4 separate regions of the Homo sapiens genome follow, and regions 2, 3 and 4 are each linked to region 1. Evidence: chromatin loops called from intact Hi-C (ENCODE). Cell type or tissue: B cell. All regions are shown on one strand. Region 1 overlaps HDAC9 (histone deacetylase 9). Region 2 overlaps HDAC9 (histone deacetylase 9). Region 3 overlaps HDAC9 (histone deacetylase 9). Region 4 has its middle 88 kb from the start of MIR1302-6.

Region 1 (5,000 bases):
CTTAAAGTCATCTAAACCATGAGTAAATGAATGTCCTCCTTCTCCCGACTGCCCAGTAACAATGGATGTTAGATGGTAGGCACAAAGGAAATTCATATTCAAATTTCTTCATTGTGATATGAGTTTTGATTGGTATATGTTTTCTTAGCTTGATCTTGTCTGACTTACTTTGGTGATATTTAGGTCTTATATGTGTTTTTCCTAAGTTATATTTTATTTCTCTAGATTCTTACTCTTCACCCAAATATATTATAAATTGTATCATCTACTTTAACATTATCTTTCGGCATGTTCCTCTGGTTCTCAAACTCCACTAGCCTTTTGGTGACTTAGATGCGCTGGTCTCCTTTTCCAATCCAAAGTCCCCACAGACTCTGCCTTCTACCAGAAATGCTCCCCACCCTTATTTCCGCCCCTGCTTCCCACCCCTCACACATGTAACTTACTCCTTTCCATCCTTCATTCTTTGTGTCTAAACCTAAATATAACACTTCCTCAGCTTAACTCCCTTAACAATCCCCATTTCCACTGCTATGCCAAGCAGTATGTGCTCTTATAACACCTTGTGTTTCTTTCTTCAAAGCATTTTGTCATACTTGAAAATAGGAATAAGTATTTGAAGCTTTCTAAGACATTCACTAAAAGCTCCATGAGGGCAGAGCAGTGGCTATTTTTCTAATGCTTAGCATGGTGTCTTGAACATAGTTGGCACTCAGTAAATATTTGTTGAACAAATGAATGAAAATTCCTAATAAATCTACCTACAGTGAAATCAAAGGACTTTGTTAGTGTGTTCAGGGCCATTTGAGGTTGCGTGGACTGCAGGAAAGTCTATAAGCCTAAAGAGGCTGAGGTGTCCATCTAAGTCTGAGTACTTAAGTATTCACATTTTAAAACATGTATTTTGTAATTATGTGTGAGTGGGAGGTAAGCATGAATTTGACAAAGAAAAATCTGCATTCATGTTTATGGTGGTAGTATTATAAGTGTGCTGCTAGTTACAATAATTGGCATGTTGCTTACATAGGCACTGACTTAGCAGAAAACTTAGCAACTCTTGAAAACACAGTTCAAGGTCTGCAGATGATTTGGTCCACAGGGCCACTGTGAAATAAAACAAATGACCAGTGTGAGACAAAATAATCTTGAGACTTTTTCCCCATTTATTGAGCTTTCATGTTATGATATTTTGCTATTGTTTAAGTTAGGCATATTGTCAGTTATCTTTTAAAATCATTAAGCAGTTAATTCATTGACTTCTGAAAACTAAGTTCAATCTAATTTATAAAATAAATAAAATGTCTAAATAATGATTTCCAAATTAAAAAATAATTTCCTGATTCTTTTCTAATATTTAATTTCCATTTGAGTCTGTTCATAAAACATCTTATTGTTAATTTTTTTTAAATCATACACCTCTTTAAAGTTCAGAATATCAAAATAAATATTTCTAGTTCTTACAAATATATATAAGAAGATGCTTTTTCATTTGACTGTCGTTTCTCTGTATAGGTACAAGAAAATTAGACAAAGACTATTAGCATTTGTGTTCTGGCTTTCATAGCGTTTAACATTCGTTGAAAAATGATATTGACAACATTTTTTATCACCCCCTTTATCTTTTGAGAAAAGTATTATTCCCAGGTTCAACTTTCAAAACATGTCCTTTTGAAAGTTTCAGGGTTTCCATGGATAGTTTATTTACCTTTTTCTACACCATGTTCTAACTGCATTAAAGAGTGATCCATTAAAAAGAAAAAACAATCCAACACTTAAAGACCTTATTCACTGCCTACTGGACCCATACAATATGGAATAATGGGACTACTTTAGATTTAGTATTACTGAGGAAACTTGTTGCCTACAAGTTCATTCTGAAATTTATGTTCAATGATTAGAAATCACAGTGTATGAGTTATTAGAAATCAAAGTGTAATTTGCTTCTCTGTTACCATGAAGAACTACTGAATTTTGAACCCCTGAACACTCTCTTCTAGCTGCTTTCGAAATCTATTGAACAACTGAAGCAACCAGGCAGTCACCTTGAGGAAGCAGAGGAAGAGCTTCAGGGGGACCAGGCGATGCAGGAAGACAGAGCGCCCTCTAGTGGCAACAGCACTAGGAGCGACAGCAGTGCTTGTGTGGATGACACACTGGGACAAGTTGGGGCTGTGAAGGTCAAGGAGGAACCAGTGGACAGTGATGAAGATGCTCAGATCCAGGAAATGGAATCTGGGGAGCAGGCTGCTTTTATGCAACAGGTAATAGGCAAAGATTTAGCTCCAGGATTTGTAATTAAAGTCATTATCTGAACATGAAATGCATTGCAGGTTTGGTAAATGGATATGATTTCCTATCAGTTTATATTTCTCTATGATTTGAGTTCAGTGTTTAAGGATTCTACCTAATGCAGATATATGTATATATCTATATAGAGGTCTTTCTATATACTGATCTCTATATAGATATCAATGTTTCATTGAAAATCCACTGGTAAGGAAATACCTGTTATACTAAAATTATGATACATAATATCTGAGCAGTTAATAGGCTTTAAATTTATCCCAAAGCCTGCTACACCAATTACTTCTAAAGAAAACAAATTCACTGTTATTTTGAGTTTATGTGTTGAGATCAGTGACTGCTGGATAGTCTCCCAGTCTGATCAATGAAGCATTCGATTAGTTTTTGATTTTTTGCAACATCTAGAATTTAATTTTCACATCACTGTACATAATGTATCATACTATAGTCTTGAACACTGTTAAAGGTAGTCTGCCCCTTCCTTCCTCTCTCTTTTTTTAGTTAAGTAGAAATGTTCTGGTCACCATGCCAGTAGTCCTAGGTTATTGTGTAGGTTGCAATTGAACATATTAGGAATACAGGTGGTTTTAAATATATAGATGCAAATTGCAGCACTACTTTAAATATTAGATTATGTCTCACATAGCACTGCTCATTTTACTTTTATTTTGTGTAATTTGATGACACTGTCTATCAAAAAAGAGCAAATGAAGCAGATGCAAATGTTAGTGAGAAGTAATGTGCAGCATTATGGTCCAATCAGATACAATATTGTGTCTACAATTGCAAAAAACACAGTAACAGGATGAATATTATCTGATATCAAGTCAAAATCAGTTTGAAAAGAAGGTGTATCATATTTTATATTGTCACTAGAATCTCTTAAGTATAATTCCATAATGACATGGGCATATACCGTAACATTCTGGCAAATAACAATTAGAAAAGATAGGTTTAACAAAAAAATTTACTTGTATATAATGCACCTTCAGGAGGACTATGTCCTTTGATGCTATAAAATACAAACAACTTTGAAGGCAACAGAAGACACTGTTTATTCAAGTCAGTTCTTTGTCAGGTTCCTGCTGTTCTCCTACAGAAAAGTGATTCTGTGAGGGTGAACAGGAAATGCCTTGTGGAAACAGGAAGTCCAAGTGATTCATGTACTGAGGAATGTAGGAAAAAAAATCTGAGGATAGTGCTTTACTCTTTCTGTTTTTAAAGGGCACTCTATGAATTGATTTATTGTCTAAGAAAATAACACCACAAGTAGGGAAATTGTTACGGAAGCTTTTCACTGGAACATTTCCTTCATATTCCCTTTTGATATGTTTACCTTGTTTTATAGGTTTACTTTTGTTAAGCTAGTTAAAGGTTCGTTGTATTAAGACCCCTTTAATATGGATAATCCAAATTGACCTAGAATCTTTGTGAGGTTTTTTCTATTAAAATATTTATATTTCTAAATCCGAGGTATTTCAAGGTGTAGTATCCTATTTCAAAGGAGATATAGCAGTTTTGCCAAATGTAGACATTGTTCAACTGTATGTTATTGGCACGTGTTGTTTACATTTTGCTGTGACATTTAAAAATATTTCTTTAAAAATGTTACTGCTAAAGATACATTATCCTTTTTTAAAAAGTCTCCATTCAAATTAAATTAACATAACTAGAAGTTAGAAAGTTTAAAAGTTTTCCACATAATGAAAGTCCTTCTGATAATTTGACAAATAGCTATAATAGGAACACTCCCTATCACCAACATATTTTGGTTAGTATATTCCTTCATATTAAAATGACTTTTTGTCAGTTGTTTTGCATTAAAAATATGGCATGCCTAAGATAAAATTGTATATTTTTTCCATCTCATAAATATTCATTTTCTTCAAAGTCTTTTTTCAATCTCATAAAAAAGGGATAGTGCATCTTTTAAAATACATTTTATTTGGGGAGGAACATGTGGCTGAGCAGACTTTTGTATAATATTACTTCAAAGATATGTAATCACAAACAAAAAAAACTATTTTTTATAATGTCATTTGAGAGAGTTTCATCAGTACAGTTGGTGGACGTTAATTGTTTGAATTTGATAGTCTTTGAATTTAATCAAGAAACTACCTGGAACCAGTGAAAAGGAAAGCTGGACTTAAATAATCTTAGAATTAATTGATAAATGTCTCTTTTAAAATCTACTGTATTTATTATAATTTACACCCTTGAAGGTGATCTCTTGTTTTGTGTTGTAAATATATTGTTTGTATGTTTCCCTTCTTGCCTTCTGTTATAAGTCTCTTCCTTTCTCAAATAAAGTTTTTTTTAAAAGATCCCCTTTCATACACTTGGCTTTGTGTAAACTTGCCGTATTTAATCGAAGTTGAAGCTTGCACACTAGATCTCATATATCAAAATACATTGCCAGTCTTTGTTGAAACAAGAAAATAAAGACATTTTGAGCAGTTACATCTAATACCATTAAAAACAATAAATTCAGCAATAATGACTTTCAACTATTTACATCCAAAATTTTCAAATAGCTAACACATGTAAAATTTGTTTCATTTTCCTTTTGCCAGTGTAAACTTTTTCATGATATGTTATCATGTTTGGTATTTAAATTAAAATGTCAACTTCTAAATATAAAACTTTATCTAAATAGATGTCAGTTCCTAACTTTGCTCAACTTAAAAAATTATTTT
Region 2 (5,000 bases), 100 kb before region 1:
TTTCGTTAAGAGACTACTTTTGTATTAACATTTTACCATTAGATTTTATTGAAACACTATTCAAAGTCCTCAAAATTTCAATTTTATACCTTTTTATTTTTCTGTAAGATGAAGCAATGTCTTTAGAATGTTATTTTAAGCTCATCTTTGGGCTTCCACTGTTTCCTCTACTTGCCCTTATTTTAAACTGGAAAATCCATGAATGTAATGACCACATCTTAGGCTCTTTCATATTTCAAATGCCTAAGCCAGCATCAAATAAATGTATTTTATTTATTTATTTATTTATTTATTTATTTATTTATTTATTTATTTATTATTTTGAGGCGGAGTTTCACTCTTGTTGCCCAGGCTGGAGTGCAGTGGCACAATTTGGCTCACCGCAACCTCTGCCTCCCGGGTTCAAGGGATTCTCCTGCCTTGGCCTTCCGAGTAGCTTGGATTACAGCCATGCGCCACCACACCCAGCTAATTTTGTATTTTTAGTACAGACGGGGTTTCTCCACGTTGGTCAGGCTGATCTCAAACTGCCAACCTCAGGTGGTCCGCCCGCCTCAGCCTCCCAAAGTGTTGGGATTACAGGCGTGAGCCACTGTGCTCAGCCAAATAAATGTATTTTTTAAAAAATATCCCATGGTTTGTTTATCATATAATGTAAAATCAAGAATCCAAATATTTTTCAAAGGGTAGAGAATTTCTGTGAGTAATTTTTTCCTCAGCATCTTAATATCCAAACTCTACTTGCTCACAAGATTACTTAATCAGCATCATATCAGAGACAGCTTGCTGTGTTTACCATTGTTAGTTGGGCCAGCATATGTCCAAAACAGTTGGAATGAGAAAAACAGCCTTGACTTGAAGCCAAATTAGAGAGGGAGGAGGAGAAGAGTTCTTTAGCTGTTGAACAGGACTACATATTTTGGACAGTGTAGGGTACTTCTGTAGAAAAAAAGAAAAAAAAGGGTGGGGAATTCTTTCAGCCAAAAAACAAAGGTGCATTTTGAAATATCTAAATGCACTGAAATAATAAAAGCAAATTGGTGATGTTGTTTTAATTTTATTTATATAAGCCTTTGCAAGTAATGAAATCTTTTTATGTTAACCAAAAAAAGAAAGAAAGAAAGAAAAGTATTCTAAGATATTTATAATGTGGATAATTTTTTTTTTTTTCAGTTTTACCCTGGCAACTTTAATTGGCTTAGTGGTTTCTAATTCTGGGCAATTTTCTGTTTCTTTATTAAGCAATGTGGGAGCTGTTGAATAACCATCACATTTCATAGGATCAGAATAATATTTCTGATTTTTCTCAAACTGGGTATTATATTACTGTATAGTAAAAACTTTTTAAGTGAGGAAAATGTCTATTCTTGTTTTGCTAAGTAACATTACAAAAAGTAGATATTTTTGTGCATTCCACCCCCTTAAGAAGCAACTATTGTAGAAAGTGGTGTTTTCATTGAGAGAGAAAATGGAAAGTAATATTTTGCTATTTATTATGGAAAGTTAGAGGAGAGGTTTCCAAATACCACAATCAAGGAATAAAACAATTTTGACCACAACTGAATTTTATATATCAGGCAAAGCCTGTCCTAGGGTAGTTTTTAATTAGATAAAGCTTTCTTCAGAGTTCCTGCTTTCAATTCTCTATCATTTCTTATCTGGTAGGGATCCCGCTTGCTTCCTAGTACCTCTCCCTTTCTTTACATCAGAATCTATTATGTATGGTGGTTATTGATTTACCCAAAGAAGTCAATGAAGGCCAACAGCAGTTGCCTTTTGCATGAGATATACTTTCTGATAAAGACTAAAAAAGTAAATCACACACACATACACACAATTTTTAGGTGGGGAGGGAATAGCTTTGGCAGTAGAGGAAGCCTTGGGAATCACTGTTTTACCTCCCTGGTTTTATTTGTTTTATACATGAGAAACCCAGGATCCATAGACGTGGACTAATCAAGACTAGAACTGGAGACGCAGTGTTCTTTCTGCCAAATTCTGTTTCTTTACATTGACAAGGTATTGGGCATTAGCAAGCAATTGAGAGTAGACTGATAGAGATGTTAATTTATTCATTACTTGTTCTTTAAAACAACTGTATCCCATGCTTGTGAGAATCAAGCAAGATGACAAAGGTTTGTTACCAACGAGTTTGGTAAAGCATTTTCAGAGGAGTGTAGTGGATGTAGTAGGTTTGTACTCTAGGACCTGGAGGTGAGAGAAGACAGAGGAAGGATGTACCATACCGTATGTTCAGAATCAAACCTTCCCTCAGGTCCTGAGGTTATCAGGTCAAGTGTGTCGCAAGGCCTAGCTTCCTCTTTGCTAAAGATGAGTTTTTCTTAGGTGGTGCCTTAGTCATTCATGCAAATAGACATCTGCAGTGCCAGCCCCACCTGCTCTCCAGACATGCCCAGTAGTTTTTGAACCTTGGCTTTGAGTATGTCCTGCAGCATGCCAAATTTATCTCGAGGGGAATAAGCCCAAGTGAACCGCCTACGTAAATCTAACCAAGACAGGCCTGATGTGGCGGGTTGAATTTCTATGTTGAACTAAGGAATCGCATGGGGTTCTATGGCTATACTTCTCCCCCCTAACTGGGCAAGGCGAGGAAACCTGAATAACAACCCCTATACAAGAGCATTTACCTTAGCATAGAGACAAATTGCACTGTTTGTTGTTCTCTCATTTCTTTTGTTTAACCATGATAATACTTACCTTTTTAGCTTCAAGATTTATAAATTCCAAGCAATTCATTTAAAGCATTTTTTTAAAAGCTTGAACTTAAAATTTTGTATAATGTGTTCTCTAGCTACTGAATATTCTACTGGTCTAATCTAAGTTATATTATAAATTTTGTGGAAAATAAGCAGAAGCCATTTGATTCAGAATGCCTTTGCTAAGCTCTATGATTAGCAATGTATTTCCTATGATTTTGGGTTATATAAATTTAAATTTGCATTAATATCTGGAACAACATTTGGGTAAATATTTTTCCCATAGTTTTTAAACAATACCTAACTACCAGAACTATCTTGCATGAAGCACAAAATTTCTGTAGTGGTTTGACTACAGATCTATTACTAGGGTGATAGCCAAACTTGTAGTATTATTATTGCAGCTTTGAGGTGTATAAGATGTTTCTTTAAAACCTCAAGGTTTTAAAACATTCAGAATAAACTATATCAACCCACACATTAACAAACATTTAAATGTCAAATAAGCAGAATATCCTTTAATTTCTAACCATCCCTTTGCAAAACCCATTCCAATGTTGGTTTCTATAAAATATACTGGGGCCTTGTTAGTTTATACATACAGGATATATGTATATGTATATATATATATATATATATATATATGTAAGCTTAGAATTATGTAGCAACTGCTGCACAGATTGGAACAGTCTATGTATGTCTTTCGCTATAATTTATTAAAAGAAATTTCAATTCAATAAGTATTTGTTCTATTTGTAGCTTATTGAAGGGTATACAATCTCTGTCTCATGGAAAAAGAGATAATTTAGGAGAACACTCCTGAATCTTTTACTATGGAATATTATACAGGATCTTTCATTAGGACCATTCTAAATTAATATTTACCATATTATTAAATATGCAAGATAAAAAACACTGAAAAATAATATTGTATATGTGACAATGGCAAAGCTAACTGTAACCTGTCTAGTGCTCATTATTCTCGTCTGTGAAATGGGGATAATAGTAAAGCTGTGTATTCAAAGAGAAAGTCCATCCAAAAGTCATAGCTAGCGCTCAGCATATGTTGCTCATTTTAAAGTGCCATCATTCTTATTTATATTTTTGTTTTCCAGTTGACTGCGTATTGTGAAGAGCAAGCAACAAAGTCTAAAATTAGTATATCAATCTAGTGAAAATACTTAGAACTTGTTTTATATGGTGTTCTCCTGTCATGTTCTATTTCCTAATTATGTTTTATTTTAGATGAAATACACTATGATAATTTTTAACCTAATTCATTCAACCATTATAGCAGAGAGGTAGCTTGGAAATTTGTTTGTCACAGGGACATCCCACCATGTGAGAATAAAAATTGGGCCGGGCGCAGTGGCTCACACCTGTAATCCCAGAACTTTGGGAGGCCGAGGCGGGTGGATCACCTGAGGTTGGGAGTTCGAGACCAGCCTGACCAATATAGAGAAACCTCCTCTCTACTAAAAATACAAAATTAGCTGGGCGTGGTGGCACATACCTGTAATACCAGCTACTCAGGAGGCTGAGGCAGGAGAATCGCTTGAACCCGGGAGGCGAAAGTTGCAATGAGCCGAGATCACGCCATTGCACTCCAGCCTGGGCAACAAGAGCAAAATTCTGTCTCAAAAAAATAAATAAATAAATAAAATAAAATAAAATTTGGCTATAGATTGATTCTCAGGAGTTCGCAAACTTTCTGTTAGGGGCAGATAATAAATATTTGAGATTTTGCAGCCTGTACTATCTCTGTGGCATTCAATTCTGACTTTTTAGTGCAAAAGCAGCTATACACAGTAAGTCAATGAATGAGAGTGGCTGTGTTCCAATTAATTTTATTTGTAAACACTGAAATTTGAATTTCATATATTTTTATGTCACAAAATATTTTCCTTTAAAAAATTGTTTTCCCAACCATTAAAAATGTAACAATCATTCTTAGGTTGCAGGCCATAAAAAATTAGGCAGGCTGGATTTGACCCATGAGCCACAGTTTCCTAACTCCTGTTCTGCATAGTTACCTTCATTATAAATATTTTCAATAATTTCTTATACTTTTGATTGTACAAAGAGGTATGGCTTCAAATTACAGACTGATATCTCAGAGCTGTGCTTAAAGTATTGAGAAGCATTCTGTAATGCTGATGGTTTTCTCAATATTGGCTAATTCTATAAACAGATACTATGAGTTCTGCCAGAAATAGAAATTCTAATGACAGTCTAATTAAATAGAAGCCATGGAGAAGAATTATTACATTTTCTTATGCCAAA
Region 3 (5,000 bases), 76 kb before region 1:
GAAAGATTAAAGTTCAAATACATTGGGGCTTTGGGTGAAGCACCAAATTAATTTGACCAACCCAAGTATCTATATAGAATTTAACAGTAAGGCAGAATTTAAGCATTCCTTCTGCTACCATGGAATATTATTTCATTACAATGGAATAATAACACCCATTAAGGGAGTGTATTGAAGCCAAAACACCAAAGATTTTAATATGAAGAGTAACCAGAAATGCTTCTAACTATGTCCTTCTGGGAGTAATAAGGCTATTATGGTTGATATACAGAGTTAGCTTCCTGTTGCTCCAGAGTGACTCTGATGCCATTCCATATAATAGCTTTTTATTTTTGTTCTATTACTTTTTGGTGTAAAATCAAGAGTTTTAGGCACCTAATGTAAAAAACAAAATTTACTAATTTCATTAGTATTGAAAGTTACAAACACATGTTGGGTATCCCTTATCTGAAATGCCCGGGACCAGAAATATATCAGATTTTGGATTTTTTTTTCTGGATTTTGGAATATTTACATATCTGTACATAATGAGAGTCTTGGAGATGGGACTCAAGTCAAAAATATAAAATTCATTTATATTTCATATACACCTTATACACATAGCCTGAAGGTAATTTTATACAATATTTCCAATAGTTTTGTGCTTCAAACAAAGTTTGGGTACATTGAACCATCAGAAAGGAAAGGTGTCATTGTCTCAGCCACCCATGTGGACAATCTCTGGTTGTTTGGCATCACTGTTGTTGCTGAGTCTGAATGTGAGGAACATGCCATTGGCATGTCTTGCCCACACACACACCATTTTGTTATCTTTTGTGGGTGTGCTTATGTGGGGGAATCTGGGCGTGTGTGAAAAAAATATATTGCAGCTGAAAGGGGGCTGGAAGGGTCTTTTTTCCCATGGTGAAGCTGACTAAACTTTGTGCTGTGTGCCTGCATTTTGACTGGAACTCATCACATGAGGTCAGGTATGGAATTCTCCACTTGTGGCATCATGTCAGTGCTCAAACTATTTCAGATGCTGGAGCATTTAGGATTTTGGATTTTCAGATTAGGGATGCCCAACCTATAATAATAATAATTAAAATCAGTAGGGTTCAAACTTAAAAACTAAATTTTATGTACGTTATGAATATGCGGCTGAAGAGAGATATTCTCTCTCTTACATATGAGGAAGTATGGCTCCGAGTAGTTTAGTAACTTGTCCGGATTTCATATCTACTAATGTCAGAACCTAAGGAGAACTCAAGGTCTTTAGTTACTCCTCAGTGTGCACATTTACTATAGTTCATAGATATATATTTCTCAGTCTGAGTGGAAATAGACATCTCAAGATGGCTATTAAAAAAGAATGCTTCAGGCTGGGCAAGGTGGCTCACACCCGTAATCCCGGCAGTTAGAGAGGCCAAGGTTGGAGCATCACTTGAGGCCAGGAGTTTGAGACTAGCCTGGGGAACATGGCAAGACTTTGTCTCCACTAAAAATGATAATTTTAAAAAATTAGCCAGGAGTGGTTGTATATGCCTGTAATCCTAGCAACTTAAGAGGCTAAGGTGGGAGTATCGCTTGAGCCCAGGAGATTGAGGCTGCAGTGAGCTATAATGGTGCCACTGCAATCCAGCCTGGGCAACAGAGTGAGACCCTGTCTCAAGAATAAAAATAAAAATAAAAAAGAGTGCAAGAATGCATCATATTCATGTCATTCATTGTTTGAGAGTGAATTCAAGGGATTCAGAAAGCTAAACAATAGTGCATTAAAATGAAGTTTTGTGGAAGTGGTTTCTTCTTGACCAGTGTCTTTAATCTAAAAGCTTTTATGTGCTGAATGAAAGAATAAAGCTTCTGCTATTTTGATATTTTGAGAGACTATATGTATATAATATATTCTACATATTATGAATATATACATTGCATTAGTCTATTGAGAACTTGCTCTGTAAGATTTTGAAATTTTTAGCATTTGTTTACTTCAGGTAAACTTCCCCCAAATTAATTTAATATCTCACCATTCTGTATTTGCGTTGATTATTTTTACACCATTTTTTAGGCTAAGAATGGAAGATTTCAGTTGTTCATTTATAATGTGAGGGACTTTGTAAAATAGGCTTCTGGGCAGTCCCTACCTTTTCCTGTTTGTATGTTCAAAGAAAAGTCATTAAGGGAACTAAAGATTTAATTAAAGGAAATGGGAAGACCTGAGTGAATTTAACAGTTAGTTTTGATAGGGATGCACAGATAATGGAGCTACCTAAAACTTGCCTGTTGATGACGTTAAGACCTTCACTGCATTAGTTGCTTGTCCTTAGATTTCAATGATTTACAGAAAAAGTGGGTACAAATATGAACTAAATACAAACAAGTTCCAAAAGCTCATAACATTTCAGTTTTGGTCAGTGATGACTATGAAGCCTAAAGAAATTGCACACTCTCATGTCTTTCTCTTCTCGCAAGTTGCAACAGGAACTTCTAGCCATAAAACAGCAACAAGAACTCCTAGAAAAGGAGCAGAAACTGGAGCAGCAGAGGCAAGAACAGGAAGTAGAGAGGCATCGCAGAGAACAGCAGCTTCCTCCTCTCAGAGGCAAAGATAGAGGACGAGAAAGTAAGAGGCACCAGGGTAAACGATGGACTCTCTTTCCTCATCGTTAGCTGATCATTATTCAGAACAAAGCCTGATAAAGAGTGCGGTTAGACTCGTCAAAATTATCTGTGTTTAATTAAAAGCATAGATTACAGACCCAACTGTAAAGTTTTGACATTTACATACCAGCTCACATCATTGAGTCTGCAGAGCGTCTCAAGAAGCAAACGTAACATTATCTGGCAAAGGTGCTGATTTCTGTTGTTTTGAACCTTAAAAATAATGTAATTCTAAAGCAGTCTAATATATGCCATCTTGTTTAATAATCAGCTTGTATCCACATCTCCTGACTATGCCTTCCTTACTCCTGGCCAAGTAATAATTGCTCTCTAAGTAAAGCCTTGCCTCCATTTAGTTTTGGCATACTCAAACTTTGAGAAGATTTAAGACATAACACATGCAAAAGAACTATCCACAAGAGGGAGACAGATCCAAATAATTCCCCTGTATTAGGTCAGTTCAAAATCAGGTCGTAGCAAAGTTTAAAATTTGATGACTTGAACTGGAATTGTCAGCAATATTTATTTGTTTAATGCTCAAAGGGTTTTTTTAAAAACTAAGGTTTTCAAACTAGCAACTCAGAAAAGATTATTTTAATGTGTTTAAGGGATTTAATATGGATCTAATCCCTCAAGATAACTTGATTATTAAAATACAGTGTTTTGTTCCTCTGCAGTATTTTTTAAACTTAAAAAAGTTGATTTTGGGAATTCCCTCTTTGCAAAAGTAATTAAAGAAATAGCTGAAAGTCTTTTGAAAATTTGCAATTTAAGTAGTATTTATAAAGCATTACTGTACTATTTTCTAAAGCATATTTGGACTGTGGTTTCTTCTTTTAATAGGAAAACTTTATGTGCTGTGACCAGCGATTTTACTTCTTAATCTTTGTCAAATATTCTAGAGGCATGAGAGGACAAAACTCACCATCAACATCTGTTTCTGTGTGTGTATGTGTGTGTGTGTGTGTGTGTGTGTGTGTGTGTATTTCAGGGGCAGTGGCAAGTACAGAAGTAAAGCAGAAGCTTCAAGAGTTCCTACTGAGTAAATCAGCAACGAAAGACACTCCAACTAATGGAAAAAATCATTCCGTGAGCCGCCATCCCAAGCTCTGGTACACGTATGTTCAGTGTTTGGCTGTTTTCATTCCTGGGGTAAAGAACACAGGTTCTGTATTTAGCCGACCTGGGTACACATCCTTAGCCTGCCATTTCTCAGCTGTCTGGCTGTGGGCAAGTTCCTTCAGTTCTCTAAGGATCAGTTTCCTTCTCCATAAAAAGAGGAAAATAATAGTGCATGCCCTCTAGGGTTGCTGGCACGGTCCTATAAAATAACATGGTAAGGTACATAACAGAGAGAAGTGCTAAATAAATGGTAGCATTTATCAACTTGAGGGCAAGGAAGTATATATGTTCTTTGATGAATGAATAACTGACAAATGTGAGGTGGGCAAAGAAATTTGTATTTTGCATTTTTCCATTCTCAACTGGTGCATTTGGTATCTATATAGTAATTTCAAAAGGTTTAGCAGATTGTGATTTTATTACACTTGACTTGGTGTAAGATGGAGGTCAGAGCTATTTTCAAAAATCTAGTAGAATTTTGTCTCAAATGAAGAAAAAAGGAAGGAAGAAAGGAAGATAAGGGAGGGTAGGGAAGGGAAGTTGAGAGGTTGCTAAATAAATAACTCTAAGTCTTCAGTGAATAGTTTACCCCTGCCCACCTCACTTCATTTCTTCCCAGACAGCAAAATAATAGCTTGGCTCCTGACACACAACCTGACAACATAATACACTGTGGTATTGTGGTTTTTATAGAACTGTATTTCTGTAAGTCCAATACACAAATATTTCAATAAAATATAGAGGATGTGGTGATTTTAAAACTCAGGGCAAAGAACTGATAGGCAAATCATATATGGATAATAAACTAATAGATAATAGTTTCATTTCTTTCTTAGAAGTGTTTGCCAAATGACCATATATTTTTACACTTATATATTTTTCAATCCCTCACACCATTAAAGATAGGAATAGTACTTGATTACTCTGTTATATTAATATTGTAAGCAGCCTGGGAGTTCTATTTAAAGAGTTAATGTACTTATAAGGCTATTTTATAGGTATCCGCCCTTCTCTGCATCCCAAAACAGGTAACAGACAGATACCATAATGTTTTATAAATACTTTTTAATGATTTTCATAATTTCTGTCATGTATATCAGTTGACATGAAAAACAAATCTCTGAAAAACAATTTCAAATATTCAATCAATATCACGAATGATTTAAAAAGAAACACGATTTTGTTACCTAAAACTACACACATAATTTATAGCTAATTCATAATTCAAAATTAAAGTC
Region 4 (5,000 bases), 450 kb before region 1:
AGAGTACTGTTCAAAAGTTATTGTATGCCAGTGATTAATTTTTCAATTTGGCATTTAGAGAATGATGAGCAGTATTCATGACCTCCCCCTCCATTTTTCTCCTTACAACCTCATGTATATATAAGAGACCAGGATTTTTCATATTTGAAATTATGTTGCTTTACGTGTAGAAAGATGGTTTAGCTAATTTTTAACTTTCTTCTACCCATGTCTAATTACTATAAACTCTGATAATAGTTACTGAATTATTGCTTGCTTACAGATGCTTATTAATGTGGTAGTTCTTGGGATTTTTCTTTTATGATCGTATTCTTTGAGAAGAAATTTTCTCTGTTAGTCTTATGTAGCCATGACTGATTTTCATCAGCTGAGGACTGCAAACGTAGTCACTGATATTGGCTGAATTCTAATTTTATTCAGCTCCTATTCAGACAAAATAGTAAAGCTAAATGTGTAAGCTATTCACACTGTAAGACCTAAACTCAGATACAGCCTACTTTTAGGAGATGTGAAACTATCAATTCTTCCATTTTCACTGGTGGCACCACTTCTTGGAAAAGCGTATTTAAGCCCTGGTTTCCCATTACAGGAATTGAAATATTCTGTGCTTTATTTCTTGAGACATGTCTACCAGGCATCATGTAACAGACTGTGAAGTACCTTTGAAGGATCTCTTGAGTCATAATTTTTCCATAATTCCAGTCCTTCCAGCTTTGTAAGTTTAGTAATCACCCAGCAGTTGTTTTTTTCCTTCCCCAGTTTAAGAGGAGAGGGTATTTCATTTCCAGGATAAGTGATATTAGAACATAAACATCATTATAATAGTAGCTACAGGTTTATTTACTCTTACCAGGAACTATGCTAATCACTTTATACATTATTGCATTTAAGCCTCACTACAACATAGTATTATAAGGTATATATTTTTATTCTGTTTTGCAGATAAGGATGTCACTATTAATATAACATTTTTATATTAATAGAGTATAATTGTTCTAGAATTATCACTAGAATGATGATTATTCAACATCATACAGAAAGTATTACAGCCAGAATTTGAAGCTACTCTTGTATTAATGGTGTGTCTGGCTCAGGATCTTTAATTCCACCCATTAAGCTATGAAAATTGGCATTTGACCTAACTAGGGCTGCTTTTTCAGAGGTAAATGCATGCCTCTGGCCATCTTCATATACTTCAAGGAATTTACAGTATTGCTTCTTAGCATTTATTTTAAGCTCAGATTGTATGTGAAAGAGTCTGATCTCTCTCATCCCACCTTGTTAGATGAATTATAACTGATGTGCTTTAAAAATAATTCATACTGCTGGGGAAAAAATCTCACTTTGATGCTTTTCCAGTATATAGTTAAGAATTACACTGATGGGTAGTAATTGAAGAAATTGGTAAGCACTTGTGTGATATGAAACAGCATAGGAAACTTATATATAATATATGATAGCCATTATATATAAGCTTATATATAATGTGTATAACATTTACAAAAGCAAAATAATACCTTTATGTTTTTATTTAACAAAGTGAGATAAATTCATTAGTGAATGCAGCAGGGCATACCTGCAAATTCTGTCATAGGTAGCAGGAAATAAAGCAAAGCATTGTTTATAAAAAGACCTCTTTGTTATGGTTCTGTCCACTCAAAGCAAACTGATGGGGGCATGGAAAAGATCTTATTACTTTTGACTATTTTGGAAGAGCATACTGTTGGTATTATTTTCATTTGCAGCTATAAAATGGTACTTCTTGAAAGATACCATAAAATAATAGAACAGTTTATACTTAAGTACTATGGTATGATAATGGGCTTATGCTGTTTGTTAGCAAAGAGTTGGTGTTATTTGTTGTTTCTTGGAAATGAAAGGGAGAAACAGATAATATTCCTTTCTAATAAATGGATTATTCTATTCTACCCTATTCTATTAGACAATTTTATATCCAAACAATTACTGAACTCTATTTTTCATATTTCACAGAGTTGTACGCAAGATCTAGATTTGAATATGAAATCTGATACCTCCGTGGGCCAGTCGAAAAAAGCATTTTGATATCATTAGATGAGAGACATTATAGACATATTAGTTCTAGAGAAAGTCCCGGTCCTTTCTTTATGTCAAGAGATTTGTGTTAGAAAGAGCCAACAAGGCCTATGCACTCAATTAATATACATCAGTTTTCTGTTAGCATGTAAGGTCCTATAGTTGGTGTTCAAGAAAAGAACATGATACATGAAAAGTGATCTTTGCCAAATGTATCCATGTTTATGCTAATGTGGGTAAATTGTTCCTCTTTTACCATGTGAAGGATTGGTAGCTTAATAGTTTGCTTTGCTTAAATGATTTTATGTGGCAGTGTTGAGGATCTGCAGAAGTGACTGTGTCCTTGCCCTCAAAGAACTTTTGGCATTTGGCACCAAAAGGGGGCACTGCTCTCTTGTGACATAAAATGTAGTCCCCGAATAGTGGGGCTTTTGAAGGTTAGTGACTCCAAAGGAAATAGTAGATGAAAGGAAAACGTATTTACTTCATCTCATGGGGGTCTTTCTTGCCTTGGTCTTCCTGAAGAAAAGATAAGCATTGGGCTGAAAATGTTTGTTATATACCCTTGGGCACCATTGGCATATTCCAAGCTGTTTTTGTCAATCATATAAATACATATTTAGACAATTTCTGAAACATTTCTCATAAAGAAAGAAGTCATTCATCTGGTATATCATATTCATATGCATGATGGCTTTCTAGAGTTGTGTCATTTCTTCACTATGGCTTCTCTCGTCTCGCACCTCTTCAGAAGGCACCCTTCCTTTCTTTTTTCAGTAAATACCACAATTTTATTTTTAGGTGTATGCAGCATGAAATGTATGTGTGTATGTGTGTGCCTGCGTGTCTGTGTGTGTGTGTGTGTGTGTGTGAGAGAGAGAGAGAGAGAGACAGAGAGAGTTTGAGAGATAGAACAGAGAGATTGATTAATTGGTTGATTGATTAGTTGGTTAGTTGGAGCTTTTCCCAGAAAGTTTTCCAACTGTTCTTATTGGCATATTTGAAAGTTTAACAAAATCTCATTAAAGTTCATGGATTTCACTGAAATCTCTTATTTTTATTAGATAATCAGTAATATTATAAGTATACATAATCTGCCATCCCAATATTTTCAAATTTTAGTTCTTTTTCTATCGTATTGGTAAGAATGTTACAGTTTCTTCCTAATGTTGGTGATAGGCATCTGTACATCTGGTTTTGTTGGAAACAACTCTGCTAAATGTTTAATAAGGTGCTCATTGTAAGTTAAAGATAGGGAATCTTTATTATATTATAGAACTACCCTGGCCTATGCACATGTATTGAGATGACTGCATGTTATTTAGCATGCAGGGATAGGTTCTGTTTTAACATATTTTGACCTATTGATGTCGTAACTTCATTAGTAGATTACCTAGTATTAAACCATTCTGGGATTTCTGATGTAAACACAATTGGACATGTTTTATTATTATTTAATATGCTGTTGGGTTTGGAATGTATTTCATCTAGCATTTTTGCCTCTATATTTGTGATACTGAATGATAGTTTTCTGTTTTGTCAGCTGGTTTTCAGGTTTTAGTGTCAGGGTTACTAGGCCCATCACTTATGATTATACAAGTTGTACACTGCCACCTATAATATTGTCATTTGCATAGTTATTATGACAGTTTTACAAAGGAGGACAGTAAAGTATCTTGAGGAAGGGACTTTTTTTTAAAACCGTATTGACTTACCATATCAACTAGCAGAATGTAACATTCTAAAACAGATTTTTAAAAAATTCCATATTTTTCCATTCCTTCAATGTTTAAAAGAATCCACGCAAAAAATCAGTCAGGTTTATTTGACAATAGTTGTTTACTTAAATTTCTTCTAGAACTGTTCATCTCTTTAGGGTTTATATATTCTACTCAGCTGGGATGATCTTTTAATTTTATTGAACTATTAAAATTCATTCTTTAACAACCAACTATACATAATATTCTTTATAATTCTTTTATTCTTTTCTGTGTTTTTCATCCCCCTTTTGTTACTTTACTATTTTATCTTTTTCTTGAATATTAAGATTTGCCTTTTGTTTTCCTCTTTTTTCCTTCTCCAAATACTTTTGGCTTTATTTACTGGAATGTAATATTTTAGTATTTGAAATTAACAACTGTTTTTATCTTTATTATTTTTTCCTCTTGCTTTCCTTAGATATAGTTTGTTCACTTTTTTAAAAGGTATTTGCATTGAATATTTAGCTTTCTTATTTTCTCTTATTTTTTATTTTCAAAGGACCTTTTTGGGTACTTTTAAAGTTTGCTAATTTACTGTAACTGGAACATTTAATATGGAGTTGAACCAACTAACATAGGTGTGCTATCCATGTGAGAATCCTTCGGAAACATTTAGCTTGACAAATTGAAACACTGGAATTAATCTTAAAAATCTGTATTAGGATTGCATTGACAATGTCTAGTGTTTTAAAATGGCAGTTTATTCTCTGATTTTAAAAGCAGTACAAGTTATCCGTGGATATTTGGAAAATATAGAGAAACATGCTTAGCTATGTAACAATTACCCTAAAATTTAACAACTTAAAATGACAAACATTAATTTTCTCACACAGTTTCTGAGGGTCAGAAATCTGGGAGAGGTTTAACTGGGCCATTTTTGCTGTGTCTCTCCTAAAGTAGTAGTCAGGCTGTGGGCTGGAGCTGCTGTTATCTGAAGGCTTGAATGGGGCTGGAGGACCCATTTCAAAAATGATTCACTCACATGGCTATTGACTGGAGGCCTTAGTTCCTCACTGGCTATTGGCAAAAGATGTTGGTTTTTTTGCCATGTGGGCCACTTCTTGCTGCAGAGTGAGTGATCCAAGACAGAGTAAAGTGGAAGCTACAATGTCTTTTATGAACTACTTTCAGAAGTTACATACTGGCTGGGTGCAGTGACTTGTGCCTATAATTCTAGCAGTTTGG

The links. Peaks named below come from ENCODE experiments on the same cell type or tissue, not always from the same donor. Only the 100,000 strongest peaks of a DNase experiment are listed, where the experiment ranks them.
Region 2: a loop joins it to region 1, with 2.7 times the contacts of the local background. A loop is called at or near these places in 2 of 110 quality-filtered maps.
Region 3: it touches region 1 in a loop (2.3-fold over the local background); 40 of 110 quality-filtered maps call a loop at or near these places.
Region 4: a loop joins it to region 1, with 7 times the contacts of the local background. A loop is called at or near these places in 2 of 110 quality-filtered maps.

Annotation. Positions count from the first base shown.
Region 1 is chr7:18,664,216-18,669,215 of GRCh38, forward strand. HDAC9 (histone deacetylase 9) reads left to right here. Exons shown (of 26, transcript NM_178425.4): 12 at 1,998-2,261. Among named protein-coding and RNA genes, the nearest start is that of HDAC9, 170 kb to the left of the region's middle. In B cell, CTCF peaks have their summits at 2,113 (motif pointing left) and 2,320; a DNase peak (open chromatin) is centred at 2,096; H3K27ac peaks cover 1,229 bases.
Region 2 is chr7:18,564,692-18,569,691 of GRCh38, forward strand. All of the region lies in intron 2 of HDAC9 (histone deacetylase 9), which reads left to right. Among named protein-coding and RNA genes, the nearest start is that of HDAC9, 71 kb to the left of the region's middle. In B cell, no CTCF peak of the experiment used is centred here; a DNase peak (open chromatin) is centred at 2,330; H3K4me3 peaks cover 453 bases; H3K27ac peaks cover 3,188 bases.
Region 3 is chr7:18,587,885-18,592,884 of GRCh38, forward strand. HDAC9 (histone deacetylase 9) reads left to right here. Exons shown (of 26, transcript NM_178425.4): 4 at 2,452-2,602; 5 at 3,632-3,758. Among named protein-coding and RNA genes, the nearest start is that of HDAC9, 95 kb to the left of the region's middle. In B cell, a CTCF peak has its summit at 3,043 (motif pointing right); a DNase peak (open chromatin) is centred at 2,517; H3K4me3 peaks cover 270 bases; H3K27ac peaks cover 881 bases.
Region 4 is chr7:18,213,204-18,218,203 of GRCh38, forward strand. It overlaps a transcript of HDAC9 not described here. Among named protein-coding and RNA genes, the nearest start is that of MIR1302-6, 88 kb to the left of the region's middle. In B cell, no CTCF peak of the experiment used is centred here; a DNase peak (open chromatin) is centred at 2,438; H3K4me3 peaks cover 530 bases; H3K27ac peaks cover 830 bases.